2 separate regions of the Homo sapiens genome follow, and region 1 is linked to region 2. A link is a loop called in an ENCODE intact Hi-C map of the cell type or tissue named here. Cell type or tissue: chondrocyte. All regions are shown on one strand. Each heading gives the region's core, and the rest is flanking DNA. Links, peaks and the distances in the headings are about the cores only. Region 1 holds the start of PCDHA12 (protocadherin alpha 12). Region 2 holds the start of PCDHA3 (protocadherin alpha 3).

Evidence for each region. Hi-C counts contacts between places; a loop is a spot of excess contacts. Peaks named below come from ENCODE experiments on the same cell type or tissue, not always from the same donor. Only the 100,000 strongest peaks of a DNase experiment are listed, where the experiment ranks them.
Region 1: it touches region 2 in a loop (6-fold over the local background); 4 of 110 quality-filtered maps call a loop at or near these places.

The regions. Positions count from the first base shown.
Region 1 is chr5:140,874,211-140,886,204 of GRCh38, reverse strand. All of the region lies in intron 1 of PCDHA1 (protocadherin alpha 1), which reads right to left. The region is part of intron 1 of PCDHA2 (protocadherin alpha 2); the gene reads right to left. The region is part of intron 1 of PCDHA3 (protocadherin alpha 3); the gene reads right to left. All of the region lies in intron 1 of PCDHA4 (protocadherin alpha 4), which reads right to left. It also overlaps PCDHA5, PCDHA6, PCDHA7, PCDHA8, PCDHA9 and PCDHA10, and 5 more genes. RefSeq lists an enhancer at 1,862-2,446. In chondrocyte, for the core only: CTCF peaks have their summits at 10,280 (motif pointing left) and 10,943; a DNase peak (open chromatin) is centred at 10,657.
Region 2 is chr5:140,797,775-140,807,985 of GRCh38, reverse strand. All of the region lies in intron 1 of PCDHA1 (protocadherin alpha 1), which reads right to left. All of the region lies in intron 1 of PCDHA2 (protocadherin alpha 2), which reads right to left. It overlaps PCDHA3 (protocadherin alpha 3), which reads right to left and starts at 6,929. Exons shown (of 4, transcript NM_018906.3): 1 at 4,395-6,929. The coding sequence starts at 6,788. PCDHA4 (protocadherin alpha 4) reads right to left here and starts at 918. Exons shown (of 4, transcript NM_018907.4): 1 at 1-918. The coding sequence starts at 798. It also overlaps PCDHA@. In chondrocyte, for the core only: CTCF peaks have their summits at 336 (motif pointing left), 689 and 1,017; DNase peaks (open chromatin) are centred at 379 and 665.

The DNA of each region.
Region 1 (11,994 bases), core at 9,193-11,692, 69 kb before region 2:
GAGAACAGATTACTGCTTGCCAGCATTAGGCAGGGAAGCAGATGTGGCTATAAAAAGGTGATATCAAGAATCTGGTTGTTACGGAACTATGTTACTTCTTTACTGTATCAATGTCAATATCCAGGTTGTGGTATGGCCCTACGCTTTTGTAAGATGTTACTATTGGGGAAAACTTAGTGAAGAATACATAGCATCTCCCTTTACTATTTCTTTCAACCACATGCGAATCTATAATTATCTCAAAATAAAAATTTTAATTAAAAATGTCAAAAAATAGATAAACAGTTAATATCTATAAGGTACAGAGAACTTTTCCAAACTGAAACTAAAAATTTTTTTTCAATAGAAAAGTAGGCAAATAACTTAATGGATAAATCAAAGAAGATCAAATACAAATCAACAAAATACATATGACAATATGCTCAAATTCACTAATACTATACAGGAATTTAAAATTAAAGTAACAGTGAAATATCATTTCACAGAGATCACATTAGCAGAAAGTAAAACCACTATTGCTTCTTGAGATAGAAAGAGTGCTCATAACTGGTTGGTTCCAAAATACTTGGAAGGCAATCCAGTGACATATTTTATAATTAAAATTATTAATATCTTTGATGCATCAATTCCACATCTGACAATCAATTTCGTAGAAATAACACCAATATTTTGGGAAATATATGAAATGATAGCACAGCATGGTTCATGAAGATAACAGAACACTTGACACAAAGTGATTGCCCATCATTAGGTAAATAATATATAATTGCACACTTACACTGTGGAATACTACACAGCTATTAAAACCATTAGATTTGCAGGGACTGCCAAAAGGTACTTTCAGTCACCAGTACCTTTTGGAAATCCCTTCAAACTTTGGAAAAGAAATAATAACAAAAAGCCTACCAGGTCTCTCTCTATATATGTATATATATATGTATGAGTAATTATCTGAATGCAAATAAAAAATTGAAAGCAGAATCACAAGATATTTTTCATGGGATATATGAGAGGGGAACACTGATGTGCCTAGAGGACAAAAAAGTAGAGACAATCAAAACAGTTTAAAAAAAGAAAGAAAGAAAAGTGCACTTAAAAAAAGCATTTATGTGAAAAGTTATGGGGCTCTTTAAAATAATATCTTGTGGGTATATGTATACATTAAACTAAAAATTTTTTAAATTTAAGATTACGATTAGCCTCATTAAAACAAACATTTTCTAAATGTTTAAGTTCTCACAACGTGAGGAATTTTTTGTAAATGCTCAATTGCAAGATAAATACTTAGAACTATTAAGAATACAACAGAAACAAAATATTCTTGTTTTGCACATTTCATTATGGTTTGTGAGTTAAGATTTCACTCTGAAGGATAATCCAACACATAATGTCCACAGCAGAGTTGTTAAATTCGATAACAACTAGCAAAATTAAAATTAAAGTAAAGAATAATTTGAAATTGGCAGGAAAGATGTCTTAAACAAACAACTGCAAGGAAGGCTAAAGTGTTTACTAAGACAATTTTTTAAAATATAAGCTTACCTCTTTCAAGCATTCTGAGTCCTCCTCCCTCTGGCCTGTTCCCTCTGCAGAACCCAGACAAGGAGGAAGGCTGGGACTGAAGGCCATGAGGTCCGTCTTATGCGGGCCCTCCCCAGAGCACACCCTCGGCCGCCTCTGCTGCGAGTACGACCAACTCCCTGCCGCGCTGGAGCACACTAGAGTGGGCTTGCCCGGCGCGCACGCGCCCTCGGTGGGCGGTGCCGAGCACCGCAGCGCAGTATACAGCAGCAACGTGAGCACCAACAGGCTGGACACCGCGCAGATGGCAATGATCAAGTAAACATTGACATCCACCAGCGCCGCTTCTGGACCCACAGCGCCTGCCGACGCCCTCGACGAAGCCTGTGGCGCTTGGCCGCTCTCCACCAGCGACAACAGCACCGTTGCCGTGGCCGTCAGCGCGGGCTCACCGTGGTCCTTCACCAGCACCAGAAGGCGGTGGTGCGGCGCGTCCACCTCGTCCAGAGGGCGCGTCGTGCTGATCTCGCCAGTGTACAGCCCCACGCGGAACGGGATGCGCGCGCCGACCGCCGCCAGCTGCAATTCATACGAAAGCCACGCATTGTAGCCCGAATCGGCGTCCACCGCGCGCACCTTCGCCACCACGTGGCCTGCACCCACCGACCGCGGCATCAGCTCGCTCACTGTGCCTCCCGCGCTGCCAGCCCCGGGCGTCAGCAGCGCCGGAGCGTTGTCGTTCTCGTCCAGCACGAACACCTGCAGCGTCACGTTGCTGCCCAGAGGCGGCACGCCAGAGTCGCGCGCGCTCACCTGGAACTGCAACAGCTCCAGCTCCTCGTGGTCCAACGGCTGCAGCGCGTACACCTTGCCGCTCTCCGCGTGCACCGACACGTAGCTCGACAGCGCACGCTCGCCCACCCGCCGCTCCACCAGCGAGTAGGAGACCAGCGCGTTCTCCTGTGCGTCCGCGTCCTGAGCAGACACCGTGAAGATGTGGCAGCCCGGCGGATTGTTTTCCTTCACGAACACCGTGTACTCGGGCTGCGCGAACGCCGGCGCGTTGTCGTTCACGTCGGCCACCCCCACCGACACGCTGGCCGTGGCCCACAGCGAAGGCGAGCCCCCGTCCCGCGCGGTCACCACCAGTTCATAGGCTGATACGCTCTCGCGGTCCAGGGCGCTGTCCAGCACTAATGAGTAGTAGTTCTTGTAGGTGGACACCAGCTTGAAGGGGACATGCGGCGTCAAGGTGCAGGTGACCTGTCCATTTGAGCCAGAGTCACGATCGGACACACTGATTAGGGCAATAATGGCGCTAGGCTGAGTGTCTTCTCTGATGGGGAGTGACAAAGAAGTGATGGTAACCTCTGGGGCGTTATCATTTACATCTAGTACTTCCACCAAAAGGGTACAATGACCCGCCATTGGAATATTTCCTTTGTCAACTGCCTCCACGGATATTTCATATAATTTCTTTTCTTCGAAATCTAGTTTGCCTTTTGTCCTAATTTCTCCATTGTTCGGATTTATGGTAAATGCATATACCACTGCAGGCCATACAGGCCTTCTAAATGAGTAAACTATATCTCCATTTGTACCATCATCAGGATCTGTGGCATTTAGCTTGATCACTAATGTTCCATTGAAGGCGTTCTCTAACACCGTCACTTTATAAACGGATTGGTAAAATTCCGGGGCGTTGTCATTCACGTCCAGAATCGTGATGAGCAGCTGAACTGTGCCAGTCAGCTCGGGTTTACCTCCATCACTGGCTGTCAGTAATAAACTATGTTCCTGAATTTCCTCTCTGTCCAGTGTTTTCCTCAGTACAAGTGATAATGAAGACATTTGCTCAAGACTGTTTTGTGCGTCCAAAGTGAAATAATCGTTGGGATCCAGTCGGTAGGTCAATGCCGAGTTTACTCCAATATCTGCATCGGATGCGCCATCTAGTGGAAATCGAGTTTCCGGAGGTCTAGATTCTGCAATGATTATTCGTTTCTTGCTTTCAGGGAATATGGGCGGGTTGTCGTTAATGTCCCTCACCTTCACCTCCACATGGAAAACCTGCAGAGGCCTGTCCACGATCACCTCCAGGTGGATGCTGCACTCCGCGCTCCGCCCACACAGCTCCTCGCGGTCGATCCGAGAATTCACAAACAAAATGCCATTCTGCAGATTTACCTCCAGAAGGTCCCCGTGTCTTTTGGACGCCACCCGGAACAGGCGCGGCACCAGCTCCGCCAGCTCCAGCCCCAGGTCCTGAGCGATGCGGCCCACGAAGGTGCCGTGTTTTGCTTCCTCGGGGACGGAGTAGTGGAGCTGGCCACTACCCGTCTCCCAGGCTGCGAGGATCAGAAGCCAGAGCAGTAGTTGCCGCGGTCTTGGGCCTCCTTGCCAGGAAGACAGCATGGTACACTCCAAAAACCTCAGAGCTATCTGCAATATATACAACGCCTTACCTCAAACTGTCTCTCAAGGCCCAATTTTTATGGCTTCCTAGTGCGGAAGGATTCGCAAGAGGTATTCCGCTTTCTGCTATATTTTCTGCAGGAAGAAAGAAACGGCGGCTTTCTTCGCGGAAACGTTCTCAGTGAAGAGCGACACCATGCGCATGAACGTGTAAGTGTAAGTATGACTCAGTCTTCATATTTTCCATTGATGTAGTATTTTTTTGCCCCTTGCATTTCCTGACATTTTCACTGCAAATATGTAATTGAAGATTAAATGTTTACCTTCCCAGAAACAGCAAATCACTGCATTCTGCTCAACATTTTATATTAGCTGACAATTGGTTGATGAGTTTCATTTTGCCACAAATTTATTTTTCCATGTGTAAGAATTCCATGCAGAACTTTAAGACAAAGAATATTCGACACTCGTTTTGGGACAATTGATCGGTAGTTCTGCATAGTCATGTAGGTTTTTGTGGTACTGTCCTCTTCCTGTAATATTTTTCAAGACCTCCTCACACAACAGCCATTGACTCCAAAAGGAAACATAACAATCACATAAGAATAAAATCGGTGAAGGTGAAAAATATTGGTAACTGATATATCAGATTTTGAATAAGCACATCATATTAATAAATTTCCCTCAATGTGACTTGAGATGTAGATAAGATATTTATATTCAAAAGAAAGTGTTCAGTCAATATGTGTGGGATTTTGTATGTGAGTGTGTGTATGTGCATAAACACAATAATTTAGCCACAACAATGCTCTAAGGTTTTGGATTCTGTTTTTATAAAATATGCCTGGAACTAATATCCTATTGATTTAATAGAATTTAACTTACCGCCGCCGGCTGCAATTCATACGAAAGCCACGCATTGTAGCCCGAATCGGCGTCCTGGTTAAATAGAATTTAACCAGGAGGTTAAAGTTTCCATTTTCTCTCTCCATCTTACTTCATCATCACTGAGTAAAACCTTGCCGTCATTTAAATTGACTTTAATTTTCCAAGAAACAACAGCTAGACAAAGATGTTAACATATCTTTAGCAAGGAAAAGAGGAAGAGGATCTTACTTTTATCTATTGTTATAACTATCTCTACCAAGCCACAAAATCCCAGGCCAAATGGTGTAATGAAAAATATATCATAGCTCCAATAATTATCTGGCCTGTTCTGTGCACAACTCTATAGGAAATGACTGTTGGGTTTATTTCCATAGCTCTGCTCTCCTCTGAAAATTTAGGCAGAGTATTTGGTATTCTCTTACCCTCATCATCCTCTCCTGCTCCATTACTTTTACTAACATAGTATTTCTCTTCTAATTCTTTCTATCTGGCCCTACATTTCTTTATTTACCTCTTCACATAATTAGACTACATAGTCAACCATTTAAAATATGCCCTTCCAGACACTCTAGAGTCATTCACCTATTTATATTACTCCTCTAACATTCTTTTTAGCCTCCAACACGCAGTTACACTGACAATCCATTTTCTCTATGCTTCCTATTAAGCTGCTCAACATTGTCACTTAACCATGACTATTCTCTTCAAATTTACTCTCACCTTTACCTCAGTTGGGCTCTCAAGTGAATTGATAATTAACTCCTCCCTCTTGCTTACAGAGATTCTTCCATATTCTCTTTCCTCTCTTCTCAAATTCTCAACCTCATTTCCATCAGTTCACTTTCAGATGATTCACACATTGAGAGATGTGACCAAACAGAAATTCAATTGCTCTCTTCTTGTGTCATTTTTCCTTATATTATCTGTTTTCATTTTCTACTAGTTGTAAGGAAAAACTGTTCCCGCTTTTAAGGTCAACCATATGCTCTTAAAAATTATTTTCTATTCTCTCATGGTTTTCATCTAAATTCACCTGCTGCCTGTCTTATTTTTAGTATCTTATTTTTTACTTGTTTCTTTCACTCACACTATGAAGATAGTCAAACTTCTTTAACTAAAATATGTATACATACACACACGCACATACACTAATTTAAATGTTCTACTTCTGGTGGAAAACCTCTTCTGTTTATCTTTTTCCCTTCATGTTTAACTTCTAACATATACTTGATATATTGCACTTTGAGCTTTATTTCAGCTTCCTGTTGTCTATCCTTCTATGATTTTAAGCCTACTATAATAGGTTGAATTGTGGTCCCCAAAAAGTTATGCCCACATCTTAATCCCTGGAACTTGTGGATTTTACTTTATATGGTGAATAATATGATTAAGTTAAGGATCTTGAAAGGAGTTTATCCTGGATTATCCAGATGGGCCCTAAATACAATCACATGTACCTTTGTAAAACCAACACATAGAGAGAGACATGGAGAGGAGGAGGCAATGTGACCATGAAAGCTGAGAAGGCTGAGATGGGAGTGGTACAGCCACAAGCCAGGGAACACCAACAGCCAATAGAAACTGGAAGAAACAAAAACCAGATTCTTCCCTGGGGCCTCCAAAGAGAGTATAGCCTTGACAACACCTTGATTTTGGACTTCTGGTCTCCAATACTGAGAAATAATAAACTTTTGCTGTTTTACAGCACCCAGTTTGTGTTCGTTTGTTATAGCAGCCACAGGAAGCGACACACTTACCCACCTAAGTACCTGGACACATTGTTTTTCACTTTTCAATGTCTGTCTTGGCAATTTTATTCTTTCATGGATTATTTTTTTCTCTAAAGGAGTTGTTCCCAAAATCTATATCAATAATCTCTTCTGAGATCCAGACCCATATTTCCAATCACAACGGTATTCTCTTAGGACTTCAAAGTAACATTTTCTTAAATGTTCATCTCCATTCCCTACCTGCTCAAATACACACAAACTGTTTCTCCAACCTTGTTCTGCAGGTTGGTTAATGGCAATGTCATCTTCTCAGCTGAACAAACTAAAAAAGTGAGAGTCAACTTCTACTTTTGTTTTTCTCTTATCATTTGTATTGAGTCTGTCATTATCTGGCTGCTTCTACTTTGCCAGTGCCTCTTGTATATGTCTTTTTCAATTCATTTCTACTGCCATAATTTAAGTCTCCATTACTTGATACCTAATTTATTAAAAAAGAAATAGCTTTCCTGCCTTCACAATCTCCCCTGCTCTAATCCTTCAATTACACCATATACTGTGCAGTTGTTCCTACTTATCTCTCTTAACACTTTCTTGGTAAAATGTTGTCTATCTTTCAAGACACTCTTCAATAAAACATTATCTGATTTCTAGGGCATACTCTCATTTCTAAGATAGAGGGGAATGTCCAGGTAATACATTTCAATACCATATATTTATTTAAAATTATTGATTGAAGCTGGGAGTGGTGGAGCCTGCCTGTAGTCTCAGCTACTTGAAAGGCTGAAATGGAGGATCAGTTGAACCCAGAAGTTCTAGTCCAGCCTGTGCAACATAGCAAGACCCCCATATGTTTTTAAAAAGTGATTGAACATATACTATATTCCAGATCCTAAACTAAAGATATGTAAGAAAGTAGATATAAGGCTGGAAATTTTAATGCCTTTACTACCAGGCTGGGGTATGTAAGACTTTATTCCCTGGTTAAAGAGAAGCCTCTGGATATTTTTGTAGAAATAGAAAGTTAAAATATGTAAAATGCACATTAGAAGATTCACTTGGTAATAGGCACAGGGCAGTGGTATACTATGATAAGTTTGGGATCATCTGAAACTGGTTTGAGCCACAGTTGGTTACCAACTGTACTGTATCGTACAGATGGTTAAATATTTTTAAATTGAGAAATGATTTTATTATATTTCATGTAAATAAGAATAGTACAGTATCTATTCCTACTTGAAATAAAGAAGATATTTTGTGAGCAATGAAGAAAATCATTCATCATATGTCAGACATATCATTTATATTATTGTGATAATACCTGGAATATAATGTGAAAATGTCTAGATTGTACTGAAATTAGAATAGTGATCAAGAAGGCTATTTTAAAAGCCTAAGCACGTGAGGAAGAGTTAAAGAATCCATTAATGGGATCTAGGAACTCTTTGTACCATTCTTGCAACTTACCTGTAATCTTGAAATTATGAACAAATTAAATTTTTAAGTTATCAAACATCTGGCCACTTTTTAATCTAATATACTGTTTTTTTCAAGGTTCATCAGTCATATAAAATATTATAGAAAAAGAAAAATATTAAGTGTGGTGCTCCATGGCCTCCATTGTACCTACATATTTCCTTCATTAATGTTAGACAAATACATAAAAGTTCAAAATGAGTAAGAATGACCAAGAAAGATGAGACATTCGATAGTTTAAAGGATAGAATCATAAAGAAAAATGAGAGAATGTAGTTATAACCTAAACGGAAGTTCTTCAAGGAAACAAATATATCTAAATAATATTAATAACTTACTTCACTGGGAGGATTTAAACAATCTTCTCGAGACAGCTGAAGGCTTGGGCTGAAGGCCATGAGGTCCGTCTTGGGCGGGCTCTCTGCAGAGCACACCCTCTGCCTCCTCTGCTGCGAGTAAGACCAACTCCCCACGGCGCTGGAGCACACCAGCGTGGGCTTGCCCGGCGCGCACCGGCTCACGGTGGGCGGCGCTGAGCAACGCAGCGCAGTGTACAGCAGCAGCGTGAGCACCAGCAGGCTGGACACCGCACAGATGGCGATGATGAGGTACACGTTAATATCCACCAGAGCCGCTTCGGGATCCACAGCGCCCACTGAGGCCCGCGACGACGTCTTTGGGGCCTGGCCGTTCTCCACCAGCGACACCAGCACCGTGGCCGTGGACGTCAGCGCGGGCTCACCGTGGTCCTTCACCAGCACCAGCAGGCGGTGGCGCGGAGCGTCCGCCTCATCCAGGATGCGTGTCGTGCTGATCTCGCCAGTGTACAGCCCCACGTGGAACGGGATGTGCGCGCCGACCGCCGCCGGTTGCAACTCGTAGGACAGCCAAGCGTTATAGCCGGAGTCAGCGTCCACCGCGCGCACTTTCGCCACCACGTGGCCCGCACCCACCGACCGCGGTACCAACTCGCTAACTGCGCCTCCTGCGCTGCCAGCCGGAGTCGCCAGCAGTGCCGGCGCGTTGTCGTTCTCGTCCAGCACGAACACCTGCAGCGTCACGTTGCTGCCCAGAGGCGGCACGCCGGCGTCGCGCGCGCTCACCTGGAACTGCAGCAGCTCCAGCTCCTCGTGGTCTAGCGGCTGCAGCGCGTACACCTTGCCGCTCTCCGCGTGCACCGACACGTAGCTCGACAGTGCGTGCTCGCCCACCCGCCGCTCCACCAGCGAGTAGGACACCAGCGCGTTCTTCTGCGCGTCCGCGTCCCATGCCGACACCGTGAAGATGTGGCAGCCCGGCGGGTTGTTCTCCTTCACGAACACTGTGTACTCGGGCTGCGCGAACGCAGGCGCATTGTCGTTCACGTCGGCCACCTCCACGGACACTCTAGCCGTGGCCCACAGCGAAGGCGAGCCCCCATCCCGCGCAGTCACCACCAGCTCATAGGCCGACACGCTCTCGCGGTCCAGGGCGCTGTCCAGCACCAACGAGTAGTAATTCTTGTAGGTGGACACCAGCTTGAAGGGAACATGAGGTGTCAGTGAGCAGATGACCTGTCCATTGGCTCCAGAGTCACGATCCGACACGCTAATCAGGGCAATGACGGTACCCACCTGAGCATCCTCTTGCACAGGGAGCGACAGTGAAGTAACCATTACTTCAGGGACATTGTCATTCACGTCCAGAACTTCCACCAGGACCATGCTGTGACCTGCCATGGAAGGAATCCCTTTATCAATGGCGTTAACCTGAATTTCATAGGCATTATTCTCTTCAAAATCCAGTTCACCATAAATTCTAATTTCACCTGTGTCTGGATTTATTGAAAACATACATTTCTCACTCACTGGCAAAATCATTTTGATCCCATAGGAAATTTCTCCATTAAGTCCTTCGTCTGGATCGGAAGCATTTAGTTGGATCACTCTTGTGTCGTTTTGGACATTTTCAGACAACACTACTTTATAGCTGGGCTTATCAAACGCCGGACCATTGTCATTCACATCCAGGACGGTTATTTGAATCTGGACAGACCCTGTTAGTTCTGGTTTACCGCCATCGATTACCATCAGCAATAAATTGAGTTTTGGCGTTTGCTCTCTGTCCAATAACTTCCGAAGAACTAATTCAGGCAATATACTTTTATCTTTTTTTGTTTTTATTTTAAGCTCAAAATTCTCATTTAGACTTAACGCATAGGTCAAAAGAGAGTTTACGCCGATATCCGCATCAGAAGCGCCCTCTAGAGGAAAATGAGAGTCCAGAGGCGCAGATTCAGAAACAGGTACCTTTTGTTCCCTTTCTCTGAACACCGGCGGGTTGTCGTTAATGTCCTTCACCTCCACGTCCACATGGAAAACCTGCAGCGGCCTGTCCACGATCACCTCCAGGTGGATACTGCACTCCGCGCTCCGCCCGCACAGCTTCTCGCGGTCGATCCGAGAATTCACAAACAAAATGCCATTCTGCAGATTTACCTCCAGAAGGTCCCCGTGTCTTTTGGACGCCACCCGGAACAGGCGCGGCACCAGCTCCGCCAGCTCCAGCCCCAGGTCCTGAGCGATGCGGCCCACGAAGGTGCCGTGTTTGGCCTCCTCGTAGACGGAGTAGTGGAGCTGGCCGCTCCCCACCTCCCAGGCTGCAAGGAGCAGAAGCGAGAGCAGCAGACGCTGGGATCCCGGGCCTCTTGGTCCGATAATCACCATTGCAGAAAATGAGGGCCTCTGAGTTGGGACAATCAGTTTTAAGGGATCGCTTGCCTGAGGTATTTTATGAGCAGTCACCCTTTTCTGTAAGTACATATTTAGTAAATTTTTTCCAGCATCACAGTCATTATGGAGTCGATCCTATTCCGTGAATGATTGGAATGTGGGTGCGGAGAAAAAAATTTTCCTGTTTCACCTTCTGAGTGTAGAGCGACATCATGTGACTGATTATGTAAGTACAAGAAAGATCCTGAGGTTCTTTTCGGTTTAGCCACTTCCTGGGTCACTCTTAATTCTAATGTTTCGACTTTGGGTTATTTTTCACGGATCATTTATAAATGCGGGTTTAGTTAATATACATGATATTAGTAACAAAACATCAACAATTTTATTACGCTGTAGCTTAAAAATGTTTTCTGCTTCAAAGTAGAAATCTTTCAAATACAGTAGGCCAGAACCTACACTTTATCATGGAAAATGATATACAGAATAATATACAGCACCCCTCCCCTTATATAGCTTACAATTCCGCTGTTTCAATAACTTTTAACCTTCACAAGCACTCCATCGTAAGATTTTAGAGAAAGTTAGGAATTTGTATTTAACAAAGGATAAGAAACTAAAATATGTCTAATACCAAACAATATTTCATTTATATAAATTGTCTTATTCATAAATCTGATGAAAGTTAGAATTCATCATAAATATGGAGAGCGTTATTGTTTGGTTCCTTGATGCTTGAATGTGATAACTTTTCACATAACTGCTCTCATTTCCATAACATGTTAAAACAAATCTCAGGAATAGATTCTGGAAAGTTTTACTCTAGCAAAAGTAAAGCACTTTAATGTAAAATGTTTAGTTGAAGCCTCCAAATTTCACACTATCCCAAAGCAACAATGGAGCACTAAAATGCGAAAGATCTCTTAAAGGGTTTTGGAGCCTAATCTCATTGACTAAAGTCAAGAGAATGTGAACTTGATATCAACCTTTTGCTTTTTCTCTAAATCTTCCCCTACAGGTCATTTAGTAGTTAGGACATGCTTCTCTTCAGAAAATCAGAATGGTGACTGTTATGCAAGGGGGCATCAAAAGACCTTTCATGAGTTTATTCATTAATTCAAGATCAGCTTTAAGAGAAAAAAACAGATAAGATCCTACAACTCATTGTGAACAAGTACACATAGATTTTGTAAGTCTATTAATACTCAAGTCAAAATCTTTAAACCAATAATTTGTTGCCATTCATTCCTACTGCATAT
Region 2 (10,211 bases), core at 1-2,500:
GGCGTTAAGTTTAATTACCAATGTTCCATTAGGAACATTTTCTAGTAATCTCACCTTATAAATGGTTCTGTCAAAAGCTGGGGCATTGTCATTGGCATCCAGTACTGTGATGAGTAACTGAACGGTGCCAGTCAACTCGGGTTTGCCTCCATCAGTGGCTGTGAGCACTAAAAAAATCTCCGGAGCTTCTTCTCTGTCTAAAGATTTCCGTAATATAAGCCCAAGACCTTTTACCAGCTCGTCATCAGGTGGTTTTTCCAGAGAAAAGTATTCATTTGGGCTCAGTCTGTAAGTGAGCAGGGCGTTCTCCCCGATATCTGCATCCGAGGCGCCCTCTAGTGGAAACCGAGAGTCAAGCGGCCTGGATTCCGCGATGGACAGGTTCTTTTGTGTTGCTGGGAACACCGGCGGGTTATCGTTAATGTCCCTCACCTCCACGTCCACATGGAAAACCTGCAGCGGCCTGTCTACGATCACCTCCAGGTGGATGCTGCACTCCGCGCTCCGCCGGCACAGCTCCTCCCGGTCGATCCGAGAATTCACAAACAAAATGCCATTCTGCAGATTTACCTCCAGAAGGCCTCCGCGGCCCTTGGACGCCACCCGGAACAGGCGCGGCACCAGCTCCGCCAGCTCCAGTCCCAGGTCCTGCGCGATGCGGCCCACGAAGGTGCCGTGTTTGGCCTCCTCGGAGACCGAGTAGTGGAGCTGACCGTTCCCTGCCTCCCAGGCTGCGAGGAGAAGAAGTAAGAGCAGCAGACGCCGGGATTCCTGGCCGCTTCCCCAGGAAAACTCCATCTTTAGTGCACAGTATTTTGTTCTGATTAAATATCGTTTCTCAAAGTCAAGGGAAATCTTTTAATCGGTCAGTCAAGTGCAGCTGCATCCTCCATATTTCAGACTCCAAAGAGTGTATATGGTTCCTTCCAGTAAGAATAGAAGGAATTTTCCCTTCTTCCTCCTTCTCTCATGTATTTTGTGGTAAAGAGCGACATCATGTGGCTCCAAACCGTAAGTAGCAATTGTGGAAACCCCCACACACTCTACTGTAAACTACTTGGTTTTATTTATTATTTCAGTCGTTTCGGAGAATAGGAATACATTTTGTACTACTGTGGTACACATTGTACCACTGATTGATTGAGTGTGGTCCTTAGTTTCGCCATAGGGGCAACTTTTACTTCAGTAGAAATAATTTTTTCAACACAGGTTTTAAGTATTACAGAGACCTAACTATACACTTTGTAAACATGTAACTGTAAACTGTTGATTAGAAAAATTCATTACAGATTCCTGTGTTCCCAAGAATTCCAGGGTTTTTTTTTATTAATGATAACACCCTCTTCACCCTAGTATTTCTGGTGTTGTTGACTTGAGGGGACTGGTCTCTAGGGAACTTCTGGTGCCAAGAACAAGCTATTGACAGGGAAATTTGCAGATGTTTTATAAAAGGATCAAAGACCATCAGCATTTAATTAGATGTCTTCCTTGAGTCATGTCAGGGCTGAAAGTGCAAGGAAGCAGGAAGTTATAGCAAATAGCTTGCATGGAAAAGCATTCCAAATAATTTTATTCATTGGAACTCATTTGCTCCCATGAGAAACGCTGGTATTCTCATTTTGACTCTTACAGTTTATAAGTACTTGCTTGTTCTCCAGTATGTAATGTGCCTAAGCTTCTATTTTCTCCTATAGTGCTTATATATTTTAGCCAAACTGAATATTTCCTGCTTCCAATAGCTTTTTTTAATAAACAAGCATGTTCATTTTGTCCTGTCTATAAGTAATCCACATCATTTCTAAACTCTTCTAAAGCCAATTTACCCCATTTTATAACCACTTAAAACTTCCCTGACCCATGAAGAATGTCATGATCAAACCAATTGAACAGGTATTTTTTCTTCTTTTACAAACTGCAGCACCAGGGTGGAATCGCGTGGGCCATTTATTACATTAATTTATCTCTTATAAGCATTTGAGTATGTGTGTCCTTTTTTGGAATATATATTTTAAAGGGAATAGTTGTATCTTAATTGTTTAATAGCTCAGAGGGACTTACCTAATATTTCCTAAATATTTACCCTGCAGAAAATGTTTGCTTCCTTCCATTGCCTAATAAAATGCATTAATTTAAGGTGATCGCATATCTAGTTGGGAAAATGTGGTGTTTCAATAGCCTCTATGATTTTCTAAAGATACAAAAAAAGTCTCTAGACATTTCCCCAATTAAGATGTATTTCAAGTTCAATGTTGAAAACTTGGGTTTTAGCTTAATTTTTATTCTAATTCTTGGTAATCATGATCTTTGAATCATCCTGGGTATTAATGGGGAATGAAGACTTCCCAATAAATAAACCACAATACATTTTCTTACATAAAGAAATTTAATATATAAAGACATAATGGTAGCCATTTAAAAACTTTCCTTGCCTCCTATATCCATAAAGTTATTTTCATCCTGTTTGTCTAAACAAAAAATCAATCTAGTGAAAATAGCTTTACGCTCCCTCTCTATTGAAGAACTACACTCACACAAACACACACACACAAAAACCAAAACAACAACAAAAAACCCACCAAATTTCTGAATCAAACAGAAACCAGAGTACTTTCACTATGTGGGGACCCAAACTATATTTTTACAAAATGATCATTGACATCAAGCACATTGGAAAAAAGGAGGAAGAATTCCATTTTCACCCATTTCATTTGTAATATTTTCATTTACCAGGTATTTTAATGTACAGATGGGGAATGCAGCAGAATAGAAAACAATGTTTATTTGGTAGCTATTCAATATTTATTTGGCATAGCATCAGTACATCTGTGAAGTGAAAATTCCAAAGTCTTCAAAATGTCTTTGCCAAGAGTCTTGTTAGACAATAGTTTCAAGAGGCAAGCTGGATTTGAAGATTGAAGTTCCATATCTGGGAAGACAAGTACTTTGGCTGACTCTATTATATTCAAGAAGCTGATAACAGAACTAAATTTTTAAAATACTGACCTGAGATGGACACACTATGGCTACTACTTCATGGACAAGGGAGCAACAAAGGATAGTGCCAAAAAAGGAAATAAAGAAAATGGAAGTGAGGGGAAGGAGAGGAGTCAAGAAAAATATCTATTTTACGTGTTAGACCTCCCACACTGTCAATGAGTATTAACCAGGTTTCAGTTGGTTACTATTTCTCTCCAGTGGTAGGGAAACTTAAATGGGAGTCCAACTAATTGCTAGAGGAGATAACCAAATATGTAGGGGTAGTGATTAGAAAAAAGTCTACCTTCAATTTCATTTGGTTCTGGTTATTTGGAGTTTTCTACTTATTGCATGGCACACATTAATAGGCAGGATGCTATTCAGAGAAGTTAACCAGTAATAACATTATAACATTGGCTTATCAAACTTATTTCATATTAGCATCCTTAGTATGGTATGCAAAAGACACTAATGAATAAAAAGTTTTGCTAGTAGGGATAGTTTTAAAATTAGATACCATAATTATTTTCAAGATATTGTTCAGATTGAAAATTATTTTTAACAAGATTTAAAACATTCTTTTAAAATGAATATATAAATATACTATACAACTATTAAATTTTCACTTCATATTGATATTTTAGTTATTAGTAATAAATTTTAACATATAATACAGTAGTATTATTAAAGTAGTATTAAATAAAGTAGTGATAAACTAAAGATGAACAAAGATGCAATTCTAAATGCAATTGTTATTCTCGATTTTTTTCCCAACTGGGAAATCAAGAAACAATAAACGGTATTGCCAAATTAGAGCACAAGGCCTAAAATGAATCATATTCAAGTAAAAAATAAGGATTGAGACTCCAAACAAGTGAATAAGAGAATAAAAGAGGTTCCATAAAAGACAACAGGTGTAATGATCTAATTTTTGAAACTGAAGGTGGAAAAGCATAATCAATAGGGAGTTATAAGCATTAGGTGAACTCATAAAATGAGCAAGTAACATTTGTACTAACAGGTAGTAGGAAGTCCAAATGAAAAGTGGCAAAAGATATTGAAGAAGCATTGTATAGGGATAAGTATAAAACAAGTCGAAGTCAGATTCTCTAAATAATGCAATTCATCTAAGAAAAAATATTTGTCTTATACCCAGGCATTTAGCAATAAAATAATTCTACTACTGCACCTAATAACAAAACAAAATTACAAGTGTGGATATCATAACTTACTGCTGATTTGGTTCAAAAATTAGCAACAAAAATCTTACCGTTTTAACCACAAAACCACAAAACTGGAAAAGTCTAATTATGAATCACATAATTCATACTTAACTATTAATGTATTTCCAGAGGAGTGGAAACATTGAGGAATGAAAAACAAAGACATTTTGGAAAGAATAAATAAAAATTACTCACTTTGGCTGAGAGATCAACGTCCACATCCTGTTTCTCCTCTCTATCCCGGCTAATTGGACAAGGAGGAAGGCTAGGGCTAAAAGCCATGAGGTCGGTCTTGGGCAACCCCTCTCCAGAGCACACCCTCTGCTGCCTCTGCTGCGAGTATGACCAGCTCCCCACCGCGCTGGAGCACACCAGCGTGGGCTTGCCCGGCCCACAGTCGCCTTCGGTTGGCGGCGCGGAGCACCGCAGAGCAGTATATAGCAGCAGTGTGAGCACCAACAGACTGGACACCGCGCAGATGGCGACGATCAAGTACACGTTGACATCCACCAGTGCAGCTTCCGGGCCCGTGGCGCCAGCGGACGCCTGGGACGAGGCCTTGGGTGCCTGGCCACTCTCCACCAGCGACACCAGCACAGTGGCCGTGGCGGTCAATGAGGGTTCACCGTGGTCCTTCACCAGCACCAGTAGGCGATGGCGCGGGGCGTCCACCTCGTCCAGGGCACGGGTCGTGCTGATCTCTCCCGTGTACAGCCCCACGCGAAACGGGATGCGCGCACCGCCGGTCCCAGGCTGCAGCTCATACGAAAGCCACGCGTTGTAGCCTGAGTCTGCATCCACTGCGCGCACCTTCGCTACCACGTGGCCCGCACCCACTGACCGCGGCACCAGCTCGCTCACTGCGCCACCGATGCCACCCACCCGAGGCATCAGCAGTGCCGGCGCGTTGTCGTTCTCGTCCAGCACGAACACCTGCAGCGTCACGTTGCTGCCCAGAGGCGGCACGCCCGCATCGCGCGCACTCACCTGGAACTGCAGCAGCTCTAGCTCCTCGTGGTCCAGCGGCTGCAGCGCGTACACCTTGCCGCTCTCCGCGTGTACCGACACGTAGCTCGACAGCGCGCGCTCCCCCACCCGCCGTTCCACCAGCGAGTAGGACACCAGGGCGTTCTCCTGCGCGTCCGCGTCCCGCGCAGACACCGTGAAGATGTGGCAGCCCGGCGGGTTGTTCTCCTTCACGAACACCGTGTACTCGGACTGCGAGAATGCCGGCGCATTGTCGTTCACGTCGGCCACCTCCACGGACACGCTGGCCGTGGCCCACAGTGAAGGCGAGCCCCCGTCCCGAGCAGTCACCACCAGCTCATAGGCCGACACGCTCTCGCGGTCCAGAGGGCTGTCCAGCACCAATGAGTAGTAATTCTTGAAGGTGGACACCAGCTTGAAGGGGACGTGGGGCGTCAGCGAGCAGGTGACCTGTCCATTGACTCCTGAGTCGCGGTCGGACACGCTGATCAGAGCGATGACTGTGCTAAGTGGAGAGTCTTCTAATACAGGTAAAGATAGTGATTGAATAACTAACTCAGGTACATTATCATTGATGTCCACAATTTCGAGTAGAACTGTGCAGTGATCTGACATTGGGGGATTTCCTTTATCCGTGGCTTCTACCTGGATTTCATATGACTTACTTTCCTCGAAATCTATGTTACCCTTTACACTGATTTGTCCATTGACTGGATCTAAATGGAATTTTGACAGAATATCTGCTGACATGTCCGTATTGAAAGAATACGCGATATCCTTATTTACTCCTTCATCCAAATCGGTGGCGTTAACGGTCACCACTAGGGTACCATTTGGTGCATTTTCGAGTAATCTGACTTTATAGATCGTCCTCTCAAACGCTGGGGCGTTGTCGTTTACATCTAAAACAGTGATCTTTAGTTGAGTCGTGCCAGTGAGCTCTGGTTTCCCACCATCAATTGCTGTTATTAGTAAATAATGCTTAGGAGTGTCCTCTCGATTTAAATTTTTTTTCAACACGAGTCCAAGGGATTTAATTTCCTCATCATTTCTTTTAACGTCCAAGGTAAAATATTCAGTGGAATCAAGACTGTAAGTCAACAACGAATTTGTTCCGATATCTGCATCTGATGCGCCCTCTAGCGAAAACCGAGAGCCAGGCTGTCGGGATTCGGAAATAAACAGATTCTTTACAGCCATTGGAAAAACTGGCGCGTTGTCATTAATGTCCTTCACTTCCACCTCCACATGGAAAACCTGCAGCGGCCTGTCCACGATCACCTCCAGGTGGATGCTGCACTCCGCGCTCCGCCCGCACAGTTCCTCGCGGTCTATCCGAGAATTCACAAACAAAATGCCATTCTGCAGATTTACCTCCAGAAGGTCCCCGTGTCTTTTGGACGCCACCCGGAACAGGCGCGGCACCAGCTCCGCCAGCTCCAGCCCCAGGTCCTGCGCGATGCGGCCCACGAAGGTGCCATGCTTGGCCTCCTCAGAGACGGAGTAGTGGAGCTGGCCGCTCCCCACCTCCGAGGCTGCGAGGAGCAGAAGAGAAAGCAGCAGGCACTGGGCTCCAGGATCTTCTCGCCAGGAGAACAACATTGCAAGTATTTTCCAAATATTAGATTGCCTTTACATTGATCCAAAGTTTAAAAATAATTCGAGTTCCTTATCTTCATTTCTTAAACTCCTCGGTGTTAAATTTTAGAGAGGATGAAGCAAAGCAGTATCTGAATACGTAATGCACGCTGTTATTTCTTTTGTGGAGAAAGACCTTGTGGTGGACAGCGACATCATGTGGCTAAACGTGTAAGTATTAAATATGTAAACGTATCTTCTTTTCCTTGTATGTCGTTTGAACTTTCCCAAAATTTCTAGTTTCAATTGTAATATCCTTCGGTCACTCCTCAAAGTCCTTATATTTTATCTAAATATTTCCTTAGAACTTTTATACTAATTCACTATCAATTGTGCTAATTCATGACATACACTAAAATATTGTGATTCCTGTTTTAACAGTGGACATCTATTGGAAATATTTCCCATGTGACAGCCACTTTTCTATTTGTCTTAATGGAATTATCCCGTTAAATTATCACAATCCTCTGAAATAAGTTTTAATATTATTCGCTTTTTATAAACACATAGAGGTTAAGTAAAACGATATTATCTCTTGGTACGATGGGATTTCAATCTGATTCAAGACAACTTACCATTAACCTCTTTACCACCCAAGTTACATTTTATAGAAAAATCAGATCCTTTCAGATTTATGATCATCAAAACATTGAGATGTTGAAGTATTTAAAAGTGTGTGTGTGCTGTATATATTAAAACATACATATATCTACTTTTATGTTATTACAGCAACTGTTAATTTCTTAAAATATGTACATTTATGGTTTTTTAAATTTGTAGAATGTCTGTAATTCCCTCCCATGCCCCTTTTTCAAGAACTATAGCCTCATCAACTGTCTTGACTGTAACTTACATAAAGATTTCAGAAGTCGGTCCTTTACAGAGAAATTCAAACAGGAAATTTGTTTCCTATTGTGGGAATGTGATTTGTATATTTGTTACACTCACATCACATCAATTAAGAATATATTAGGTTTAATTTTTCCACACTCTTTATGTATTTGAATTTACCTGTATATACTAAAATGTTAACAATATAAAGTAATTACGTTTTTGATGATCTCCACTCCTGATGAATTTCTAGATTCCAGTTTTTTTAAAAGTTGTTACTTGAAAGAATTGATTATTTAACTAAACAGTGAAGGGAGAAAAGTAACCTAGGAACATAAGCCAGTATTTACTCAACATATTTAACACTAAGCAATAAAACATTCTAAAGATATCTGTGAATTCAATGAGAAGCATGAATTCTCGCCGCATTTGGAAGTGGGGCAAAGAAAATTTATGGAAAGAGGTCAAATTTAGAGAAATAAAATAATGTACAAATTTTTGCTTATACCCAGACCATTTAAAAATGAAATCAAACATGTGATTTAAATATTTAGGGGAAAAGTTTTCATTTCAGCTTTTGTTTCCTGTGTATTCATGAAATGGAAGCCAGGACTGCAACTTACTCAGATTTTATCATTCATATTTAGAATAGGATAAATTATCAATTGTTGTTTTCATGAATAAATAAATTAATATTTTGAATTAACTTTTTCAAGCAAGATAAATAAAAATGTAAGTTAATGATATTTGTTAATATCAAACTTACATAATTTCTAAATGATTATATTGTGCTATATTATGAAGAAGTAAGTAAACATTTAAGCATTATTTCTGAAAAGCATGGACCTAAGAAATAATTATAGCTATTAATATTCCAGTTACCACTTTGCTGAATTTTTAAAGATGGTAGCTAGTTTGAAAATAAGAGATAAATTTAAAATTTTTAAACTTCATGGACTTCATAGTAATGAGATGCCTTTGACAACTTATTGTAATACTGCACTTTTCAGTACCTTTAAGAGTTATACTAATTGCAAAATGGAATGTCACATGAGAATTTATAGCAGAGTAGACTCCATACTGATTATTAAGAGATAAAGGTAATATTAAAGGAACTATGAGTTTAGAAGATTGAGCCATTTTGTAGATAAAGTATCAGTGAATAATTTCTACTACCACCTAGATGTCACTTAGACAACCAAGAAAAAATGTAAATAAGAATGTTTTGAAAAAACTTATAGAGCAACAGATTGTGACTCCTGGAGATTTGGATATATGTGAATATAATTTTAGAAGCTTATCATTTACCTATGGTAGAAACATAGTGGTCAAGTATTACTTGGAAATGGATATTCTGACCTAACTATGAAATGGCTAAAGGTAAGATCACTAGTGGAAGTTATTTCTATGATTTATCAATATGCACATATATTTAGAATAAACAGCAAATAACTAAGAACTAAATAGTAGAGGACCGTTTAAGACAGTTATTTTATTGCAATACATCTGCCTTTGGTTGGAAAAGCTAAAAAAGTTCTTTCCAAGTGTAACATTTACTTGTCGAGTTCAGTGTTATAATTACCCAAAATAAATGTTTCAAGTGAAAATGTAGTCATCCAAGACCAGGCCTCATCTTTTGGAAAAATTCCAATTTCATTAGGAATATGGATGCTTCCAGGTAAAATTGAGTGAGCTCACATTAATGGAAAATGTATTCCCACGCATAGAATTAGATGCCAGAAAAAAGTAGTCAATCTCTGCAGTGGGAGGCCTGCACACATTGGCCTAATGATAATGATACTGAAAGGATGATTTATCAACCATTAACATAAAGACTGGGTAGTCTCCACTTAAATGAAGAAAAAGTCCCACCACCTGAAAAACCCCAGTGTGATTTTTAAATGTTAATATTTTCAAATTAAACAAAATTGAGAGGGTCTCTTTTCTCAATACTCTCTATTTTTGCCTGATAACTCAAAAATGTTATCAGTGTGAAATCTTTATACCAAATAATGGGTTATTTTACTTATAAAAAACATACTTAAGATTAGCAGTTATTCCTAAGTGCTGTCATTTTGTTGTAACAACCTGTGCTACATACTTTTGGAAATTCTGGTGTTAAAATATCCACTCAGGCTGCTTTCAAATACAAATAAAAAGACCAGGTGCAGTGGCTCACTCCTGTAATCCCAGCACTTTGGGAGGCCTAGGAGGGTGGATCACTTGAGGCCAGGAGTTTGAGACCAGCCTGGCCAACATTTAGTTGAGACCAACCCCGTCTCTACTAAAAATAAAAAATTTAAAAAAGAAAATAGCCGGGCGTGGTGGTGGGCGCCTGTAATCCCAGTTACTAAGGAGGCTGAGGCAAGACAATCACTTGAACCCGGGTGGCAGAGGTTATAGTGAGCTGAGATCACACCACTGCACTCCAGCCTAGGTGACAGAGCAAGACTGTCTCAACAAAAACAAACAAACAAAAAAAAAATGTAGCTTATTAACTATTGCATAGACAAGGGCATTGTTGATCCAAAGAACAATCTAAGAAATGTCCAGGAT